2 separate regions of the Homo sapiens genome follow, and region 1 is linked to region 2. A link is a contact called in ENCODE Hi-C or POLR2A ChIA-PET data. All regions are on one chromosome and are shown on one strand. Each heading gives the region's core, a stretch centred on a gene start or an enhancer-like site at or near the end of the contact. The rest is flanking DNA. Distances are from core to core; before and after follow the strand shown. Region 1 overlaps LINC01547 (long intergenic non-protein coding RNA 1547). Region 2 has its middle 36 kb from the start of UBE2G2.

The links. Hi-C counts contacts between places; a loop is a spot of excess contacts on that map. ChIA-PET counts read pairs that join two places held with the same protein, here RNA polymerase II (POLR2A). Pooled maps may share reads with other maps.
Region 1: a pooled map shows a loop between it and region 2 (2.8-fold over the local background). The contact joins two enhancer-like sites. A Hi-C loop is called at or near these places in 1 of 168 maps with a recorded cell type or tissue (A673) and 3 of 50 pooled maps. POLR2A ChIA-PET finds 5 or more read pairs at or near these places in 6 of 52 experiments (A673, Caco-2, PC-3 and 3 more).

The regions. Positions count from the first base shown.
Region 1 is chr21:44,931,152-44,935,599 of GRCh38, forward strand. LINC01547 (long intergenic non-protein coding RNA 1547) reads right to left here. Exons shown (of 4, transcript NR_027128.1): 3 at 3,783-3,945; 4 at 2,133-3,217. Among named protein-coding and RNA genes, the nearest start is that of LINC01547, 6.5 kb to the right of the region's middle. RefSeq lists an enhancer at 201-1,080 and a silencer at 1,410-1,779. Within about 2 kb of position 1,625, at least 7 of the 41 ENCODE cell types and tissues checked have a DNase peak (open chromatin) inside an H3K27ac peak, as active enhancers do.
Region 2 is chr21:44,763,462-44,768,089 of GRCh38, forward strand. No RefSeq gene overlaps it. Among named protein-coding and RNA genes, the nearest start is that of UBE2G2, 36 kb to the right of the region's middle. RefSeq lists enhancers at 945-1,510, 2,195-2,958, 2,959-3,722. Within about 2 kb of position 2,035, at least 3 of the 41 ENCODE cell types and tissues checked have a DNase peak (open chromatin) inside an H3K27ac peak, as active enhancers do.

The DNA of each region.
Region 1 (4,448 bases), core at 375-2,874, 170 kb after region 2:
CCGGGCTCTGGAACCCGACCCAAGGGTGATGCCGCCAGGGCTACCAGGAAGCGGCTCCGTGCTGGGCTCAGCCGGTCTCCTACCCACCCCAGCACACCTCAGCCCCCAGCCTCTTCCTCCCGCGCCTCCCCCGCCCTCACCACTTCCTCTCAATGGTCCCTGGGGATTACAGCACGATTATTTTTATTGCAAGAGTTTCCCAATGCGGGAACTCACAGCCCCAAAGAGTTTGCATCTGAGCTTCCTGTAGCATCCTGGGGCACGGACAGGCGGAACCGGGCCATCAGCCGTCCCTGCGCACAGAGGCGCACAGATTGGATCCGGCCTCGCAGTCCCAGGAGCCAAGAGGGGAGGCACGCGTGCCGGTTCTCGGAAATTCATTATGGGAATGTGCGCGTTGTGGAGATGCTCAGACCGCGAACAGTACTGCGGGAACCCAAACGATCATTTTTAACCCCAGACGTCCCTGAACCAAAGCCAAAGTCTACAGGTCACTGGGGCAGAGGCCGCCCGAAACCAGCTGTCCCCTCCCGGCCTAGGCGCGCCAGGTCCCCGCCCAGCCGGGGCGATCCTTTGGTCGGACAGTGAGGTTGGGAGCCCACCGCACCCAAGTGCCGCCGCATCCACCCGGCGCAGGCGACCCCCGACGGGCAGCCGCTCACCTTCTCCTGGCCCCGGGCTTCAGGAAAACTGCCTGGAGGTGGCCGGGGTCTCCCTAGCGGAGGCTGGGCGGCGGGCTTCGCGCCTGCCTCAGTCTCCCAATCCGTGGCCCGGGGGATGGAGCCCGCTGCGCGCAGAGGCTGCGGCAGGTCCCAGCCAGGTGCCCTGGAACGTGGCTCCTCCTTCCCTGAGGCGCTCCCCTGGGCACGAGGATGGGTCTCGAAGCAGGAGGAAGCCGCCTTCCCTCACCCGCTGTCCGGAGCTGCTCAGCCGGTGCGCGGAGCCTCCCCCGCCGCGGACACCACGATCCGACCCCCACCCTGACCCCGACCCAGACCCCCACCGCCCGACCCCGGCCGTATTCCGTTGCGTTTGCTCCCTGCCAGCTCCGGGGCCACCACTGAGCACGCGCTGTGAGTAGGCGCTTCCTGGAGCTTTTCCTGGGGGTCCTCAGAAAAACCCCTGCCGTCCCCATTATAGAGATGGGGAAACTGAGGCTCAGGAAGGCCAGAGCTTGCCCAAAACCTGCGGTCCGCGGCGGGCAGGGATTCCACGCTCCGAGCCTGGCCGCCTCCCTGGGGCGCGTGAAGGGAGCTTTCCTTCCCCGGGAAAGGCCGGGGCCAGAGACCCGCACTCGGACCAGGCGGGGGCTGCGGGGCCAGAGTGGGCTGGGGAGGGCTGGGAGGGCGTCTGGGGCCGGCTCCTCCAGGCTGGGGGCCGCCAGCTCCGGGAAGGCAGTCCTGGCCTGCGGATGGGGCCGCGCGTGGGGCCCGGCGGGGCGGCCTCGGGAGGCGTCCAGGCTGCGGGAGCGGGAGGAGCGGCCGTGCGGGCGCCAGCGCCGTGGGTGGAGGTCGCCGTCCCTCCTGAGGGGCAGCCGGTGCATTTGGGACCCGGGAGCAGAGCCCGCGCCTCCCCAGCGGCCTCCCCGGGGGTCTCACCGGGTCTCCCGAGAGCGGAGGCCCCGGCTCCGCAGAAACCCGGGGCGGCCGCGGGGAAGCAGCGCCCTCAGGCGTCGGAGGAGCCCCCAGAAGGACCTCGCGCCTCCCCGCCGGGCTCCGACCGCCTGGGTTCGGTGCGGGACGGCCCAGGCCGCCAGGACCCCCAAGCGCAGCTCAGTCTGCGGGGCACGACCCAGAGGCCAGCAGCAGAGGACGGGGCCGGGGCCGGGAGAGGGCGGGGAGGGCGCTCCTGGGAGGTCAAGGCCAGGGCTAGGCTTTCAGGGTCATGGCCTGGCCCCTCATCCCCAGGGAGGTGAGGGGGCTCTGTGAGCAGAGGGGCCCCGGTGGAGAAGGCGCTGCTAGCCAGGGGCGGGGCAGGAGCCCAGGTGGGGACTTAGGGGTGGCTGAAGGGACCCTCAGGCTGCAGGGATAGGGAGGGAAGCTAGGGGTGTGGCTTGGGCAGGTGCTGGGGGACCGCGGGCGCCCTTTATTCTGAAGCCGAATGTGCTGCCGGAGTCCCCAGTGACCTAGAAATCCATTTCAAGATTTTCAGGAGTTTCAGGTGGAGACAAAGGCCAGGCCCAGGTGAAAATGTGGCAGTGACAGAGTATGGGGTGAGAACCACGGAGAGAGGAAGTCCCCGAGGCAGATGATGGGACAGAGAGCGGGGACCAGAATTTTTTAAAACGCATCTGAGATGCGTTTGGCAGACTCATAGTTGTTTTCCTTTCACGGAGAAAGTGTGGGCAGAAGCCAGCTCTAAAGCCCAGGCTGCCCAGCCTGCACTGGCAGAGCTGACGGAAGGCCAGGGCAGAGCCTTCCCTCCCTGTCACAGACATGAGCCCTGGAGATCTGGAATGAGGCAGATGTGCCCAGGGAAAGCTGATCCGCCCCGACCCAGGGCCCCCCGGGTGCCCCTTTGAGCGTGGAATCGTTGCCAGGTCATGGCTCCCTGCTATCGAACACCGGACATGGGTCGTGTGCTGCACCTGGCAGTTGCAGGACCGACACCCGCAATGCCTTAAGAGGTGATGACTGCCTTCCAGGGGCCTGGCTGGCTGACACTTTGCATGGCTCCTGGAGAAGAGGGATTGAGTGGAGTCCACGGGTCATGGCCACGTCCTGGGTGCTGCCTCTGAGGCAGGGCCCGGCTGGGGTGAGAAGGGGCTGGAGACAGGTTCCTGCCAGTTCAGCCTCTAACCGGTGGTCTTCATGCCTAGGAACCCACTGGGGGCTTATGAAACTGCAGGTGGCTGAGTCCTTGCCATGGGGTCTCTCCTTCAGCAGGTCTGGGTGGGGCCGGAGACTGTACCCCACAAAAGGTCCCAGGTGAGGCGGATGTGGCCTGGCGCTGTGTGGCTCTGGACCTAGTCCTTGGGCTTGGGCTGGCACCCAGGGCCTGGGCTTGAGACAGCTGTGACGCAGGCAAGCCATTTACCCCGTTTGTGGGGACATTACATCTTCCTAGCTTGGAACACACAGGCAGCCAGGGTTGTTATCCACATTCCTCCTCCATGTTCTTCTCTTGAGAACTTTTACCAGGTATGTCAGGAGCTGGGCTCCACCAGGGAGACTCAAGTGGAAAGCCCTCATCCTTGTCCTCCAGGAGACAGGAAAACCTATGGTTACAATTCCAGGGACAAGAGCGATGCATGTGAGGTGTGGCAAATCTCACTGTTCAACTGGAGAAATCAGAGACAGCTTCCTGGAGGCAGTGACACCTGGACAGGCTTCTCCACAGGAGGAAGCGAGTGAGAGAAGCCAACTGGGATGGACCCATCATGTAGGGGGAACAGTGCGCGCAGAACCAACAACCACCCCCACCCTAGGCCCAGAGCTCACGGAGAGAGCTGGGCCTCTCGGGGTGACTACATAGTTCCCTGCTGGATCTTAGGTCTTGTCCTTGGGCAGCTCTGCTGAGACCTCTATGCCTGTTCCAGGCTGCACCAAGGTTTTGTGACTATTGACCCTTGACTTTGAGTTGGGAGTTGCTGTATTTTTACTAAGGGATGGAGAGACACAGCCCCCAACCCCCAGGGAGCTGGGCTGGCTCTCCTATGGCTCAGCCCATAGCTCCAGCCCCAGGGATGTCCAGAGGATCAGAAAACTCCCTCCCTCCTTTAAAGCAGCTACTGGCAGAGTCCGTGGAGCTCTTGGGGGCTGGGAGACAGGCAGGAAACCCACCTGGCAGGCAGGCAGGAGCCCATGGGGGAGGGTTGATCTTTGATCTTCCTCTGATGGCCCAACGGGAACTGTGAGCACCCAGCCGCTCACTGGGACATCTCGGTGCAGGGAAAGGGCTGAAGCTGGCGCAGCCACGGCAGCATCCCCTCTCGTGGCAGTGCTCCTGAAACAGAGACGTGGTCTGGGCAGCATGCTGAAAGGCATTTCTGAATGAAGCCTCCTACTGACCTAGAGCCAGCACACACCACTCCAGGGGCAGAGAGGAGAGAGCAGGAGCAGGAGACAGTCCAGGGCAGAGGCAGGCTCTGAGTCCATGGAGACCCTCCCTGGGGCACCCCCTGCATCTGCAGGGGTCCAAGCCTAGCACTGGCTCTGCAAGGATTCAGCCACTCATACTGTGCCCCCCCAGCATGGGGCATCTGTGGGTCTCCCTGAAGGTGGGCACCTGGGCAGCCTTCCTGAGGGGTCAGAGCATCCTTGCAGGCATCAGTGATTCCCTCTGTCCCTTTCACCACTGGCCATGGCTGGAGCAGAGCAGCACCGCATGGTTTGGCTCTGGACAGCTGTGAGGCCCCATGAGGCCCAGCATGTCTGCAGGGGCCTCTCCTAGCCCCCTCTCTGCATTCTGAGGCTTCACTTGTTGAACAGAAAGAGGTAGCAGAATCC
Region 2 (4,628 bases), core at 785-3,284:
ACAACCTGAGAACTCTTCTGGTTTCCCGCTGCTCCTCCACCAGCCCTGAGCAAACAGGAGTGCCCCGCACAGAGGCTGGGGCCATGGCAGGTGTCCAACATGCTCCCTGCCCAGCAGGGATGTGCCTGTCATGGGACGTCCAAGGGACAGGCACCCAGCACACCTGGGGTACCCACCACACCCGGACACCCAGCACACCCAGGACACCCAGCACACCCAGGCACCCAGCACACCCGGGGCACCTACACACCTGGGGCACCTACACACCTGGGGCACCTACACACCCAAGCACCCAGCACACCCAGGCACCGAGCACACCTGGGACACCCAGCACACCCGGGCACCCAGCACACCCAGGCACCCTGCACACCCGGGACACCCTGCACACCCGGGACACCCAGCACACCCGGGGCACCCTGCACACCCAGGCACCCAGCACACTCAGGCACCCTGCACACCCAGGACACCCAGCACACCCGGGGCACCTACACACCCGGGGCACCTACACACCCGGGGCACCTACACACCTGGGGCACCCTGCACATCCGGGCACCCAGCACACCCAGGCACCCTGCACACCCAGGACACCCAGCACACCTGGGGCACCTACACACCCGGGGCACCTACACAACCGGGGCACCCTGCACACCCAGGCACCCAGCACACCCGGGCATCCAGCACACCCGGGGCATCTACACACTCAGAACACCCTGCACACCCAGGCACCCAGCACACCCGGGCACCCAGCACACCCGGGCATCCAGCACACCCGGGACACCCGGCACACCCAGGCACCCTGCACACCCAGGCACCCAGCACACCCGGGCACCCAGCACACCCGGGCATCCAGCACACCCGGGACACCCGGCACACCCAGGCACCCGGCACACCCAGGCACCCAGCACACCCGGGGCACCTACACACCCGGGGCATCCAGCACACCCAGGACACCCTGCACACCTGGGGCACCTACACACCCAGGGCACCCAGCATACCCGGGCATCCAGCACAACTGGCACAACTGGGGCACCCGGGACACCTGGCGCACTCGGGGCACCCACACACCCAGCACATGCCGCCCCAGGCCCATGGAACTCGTGCTCTGATCTGAAAGTTCTCTTCAGACTCAGACTGGAATGTTGAGGATCCGAGATGGTGGCCGCCTGGTAGGGACCTGGCCCTGCGGTGGGAGGGTGAGCAGCTAGGCCCAGGACTCTCAGTGGGTGACCTCCTGGAGGGATGCCACCCAGGGTGCGGCTCCATCCACCCCACATTGGAGGAGCTCTCCTTCGGACAGGCCTGGGTGGGAAGGCATCCAGGAGCCATGTTGCTGACTGCTGCCAAGTCTCAGGTGGCCCCGTGGCTGTGCCCTGGAGGTGGCCCCATGTCACCCTTGTGAGGACGATGCCCCCTTCCCTCCTGGCACACATGTGCCCACTGCCACCTGAAGAGCTGACCGGGGCAAGGGGCACAGCTGAGGACAAGATTTCCTGACCACAGCTCAGACATGCGCTGGGCTGGGAGGGACCGAGACAGGAGATCCTGCCCCGAGAGGTGGGCGGGGGTGGCCTCCTGGACACGCCCACCACAGGGAGGGCTGCTGTCTCCCGAGCTACTCCGTGTTCTCTGTGCTTTGCACACATGGTCTTTAATCCTCACCACCACTCAGGGCTGGGATGTGACTGCCATCAAACCCATTCCCAGACCAGAAAACAAAGACCTAGACAGCTTCCCTCGCTAGCCCAGGTCATACAGCTGCTGGGGTCTGAGGAAGGCCAAGCCCCAGCAGGCTGGCCAGAGCCACCTTCAGCTGCCAGGCCCACAGCTCACCCACAGCCACTGACCAGGCAGCAGTGGGGATGCCCCACGTCAGCCTCTGCCCACAGGGCAGGACCACAGAACACATCCTGCCCTCCCTCCGACCCCCCCGCCACCCCACGCCAACTCTGCCCATGCCTATTTGGCAAGCCCCAGACAACACTCCTGGCAATGCCAGGAGCAGCTTTCAGGTCTGTGGTCCCCACACAAAGGCACCCAGCCCCACCCAGTCACACGACAGGGTGCCACTGCAAAGCCTAAACCGGAGATAGGGCCCTGCATCATCTCCCGACCACAGAGATGGGGCTGAATGCTCTGTACTTACACACCTGAAAAACCAGTTCCTTTCACTTTGCCATCCTAGCCTCTCATGAAATTGTACTCAAAAAAGAAAGCCACAGGATGCGTTCTTGTTATCCCTATGACAAGCAACTTAGAGCAACAGCACTGCCAGCTACCAGGCTGGCCGATCTTCACCCCAGCCCCCGGGGGGTTCTGATAAGGATGTAGGGGAGTGAGTCACCTGACCAGTGCACCACCCAGCTGGGGGCAGGGCCGCAGGGCCACACTTGTGGGAGGCAGACAACATGCATGGCCACTGCAGGGGGAGGAAAATCTGGAGTCTGGAGCAGAAGGAAAGTGGCTGGGGTGTCCAGAGCACTTCCCCACTGAGCTGGTGGACAGAGGAACTTCCAGGCATGTAAGGGAGGGTGCTGAGGGCCGGGCCCTGGTGTCTCCTGGCCCCGAGTGGAAGGTGAGGCTTTGCCAAGTGCAGCAGGTGGGCTAATAAGCCTGATGGTGGGGGGACTGAGAGGACCAGACCAGGGTGCGAGAAGAGACATGAGGTGGCTGTGTCGCAAAGGCCAGCACCTGAAGCGGGGGAAGGTGGAGCAGTGGAGGCTGCCCAGCAGGCCCCTGGGTCTAGGTGGACACTGCATAGGAGGGTGCAGTGGGCCTCATGCCACCAACCGCACCCCATGGAGGCAGAGGGGCCACAGTCCTGGAGGGTGGGGGGCCTTGCAGATTCAGCGATGCATCGGGGCACGGCGAGGACCATTTCTTGGCTGGGGCTTTGGCAAATGACCTCACCTCCCCCACCTCAACTCCTCAGAGCACGCCCTCGGACATCTCATGGCTGGGTTCACAGCCTTCAGAGGGGAAGATGCCCGGACGTGTGAGGACTTGCCCACTTCTGGTGTCAGAGCTCGGGCCCTGGAGGTCAGGTTCCACACAGCCAGCAGCGCTCACAGTCCAGGCATGGGAACGGGGGCACAGGAGGGGCACAAAGGTGGAGAGCCCCATCTCCCTGACGCTCCTATGGGATCCCCGAACCAGTACGCCCACCCAGCAGAGGGCAGGGCTGGGACATTCAACGGGGTGAGGCCAAGGGCAGGGGTTACAGATGTTCACCAGGGGATGACGAAGGGCATGGGCCAGCTGCCTCGGGGGCACCAGACCTGCCTCGGGGTACCAGACAGTTGGCACTGCCCAGTGGGTGGGTTCGGTGGGTGTTGAGGCCTGGAAGGTGTGTCTGGGATGGTGAGGGGGTACAGGCTATGGCTGGCTGAGTGGTGCCGGGGTTTGGGGGAGGAAGCTGGTGTTTCCTGCCTCTGCAGGGAGGTTCACCTTGCTTTGTCCCCTCAACAAAGCCAGGCTCTCGTGACAACGGGTCACAACCTGGACAGATCTGAGGAGCTGAACACCTCCAGCTTCCACAGGGCTCAGCCAGGACCTGGGCCCAACAGCATTCCCTCCCAGATGGGGCCACCACGCCACATCAGCACGACGAGACCTCCTCCCAGGGTGCCCCCCCCAGCCCAGGGTCCAGGCCCCAGGCCAACACCCAGAGGGGCTGGCTTTGTTCACAGCCCCTCTCCAAACCCTGCCCCCACCCCAAGCGGCCCCGCGGTCCCCTCCAGGGCAGGGTTTCCAGAATCCACCTGTCCTTAGTGTGTTCACTGCCCCTTGGCAGCCCCGAATTTTTGTACCTGTTTCCTGTCCCCTCCTTGTGTCCAGGTAGCATCCCCAGGGCCCTCGCCTCCAGCACAAATTCCAGCCTGCAGAAACCTTGTCAGCTCAGGGGGCCACGGTGCAAGGCACGCCCAGGGGAGGGAAGCTGGGGCTGCCCTGGGGTGCCTTTCTGTGCAGCTGGAGCAGTTCCATATCCTATGAAGAAACTGGTACAGAACAGCACTCCTCTGAAAAATTAGCAACCTCATCTACACAGAGACTGGACTGGAGAAGCCCCAGCAGGTGCAGCAATCCCAGAAGTGAGAGTCAGAGCTGTGGACGCCACCCTTGCTGTGGCCCAAGCAGTGAACTGGGGCCGCTAACCCCCAGGAAGGGTGAAAAGCCCCAACACCCAGAAGATGAGACCCTAGAGCTTCCCTGGCCACCCCAGCAGCCCTCCCCATCCCAGGAAGCAGACAGTTGCATGGGAAAAGCAAGGACGGCACTCAGCCAGACAGGCAAACAACTGTGGCAAACCAGTGCCAGCAGACAAAACCCAGAAACACAGAGCAAATGAAATGGTAAAAATCACTGTCAACCCCCAAGGTTATCTGCGCAGAAAGGGTCCATACAGTGGGGACGGCCGTCCTGAGGCCCGCTGGCCGGGCTGGCCCTTGGCTGGCGTCTGGGAACTGGGATTTCCGAGGGGCTCCCTGAACCCCGCCTCACTGGGCCTGTGCTATTTGTACAAGGTGGTTTAGGCAGAACACTCACATCCCTGCTGAGAGTCTGGAATTGTAGCGCAGCCCAGGCAGAAGCTGCTCACGTGACCAGCCCCCGGGTACATCACCAGGCAGGGC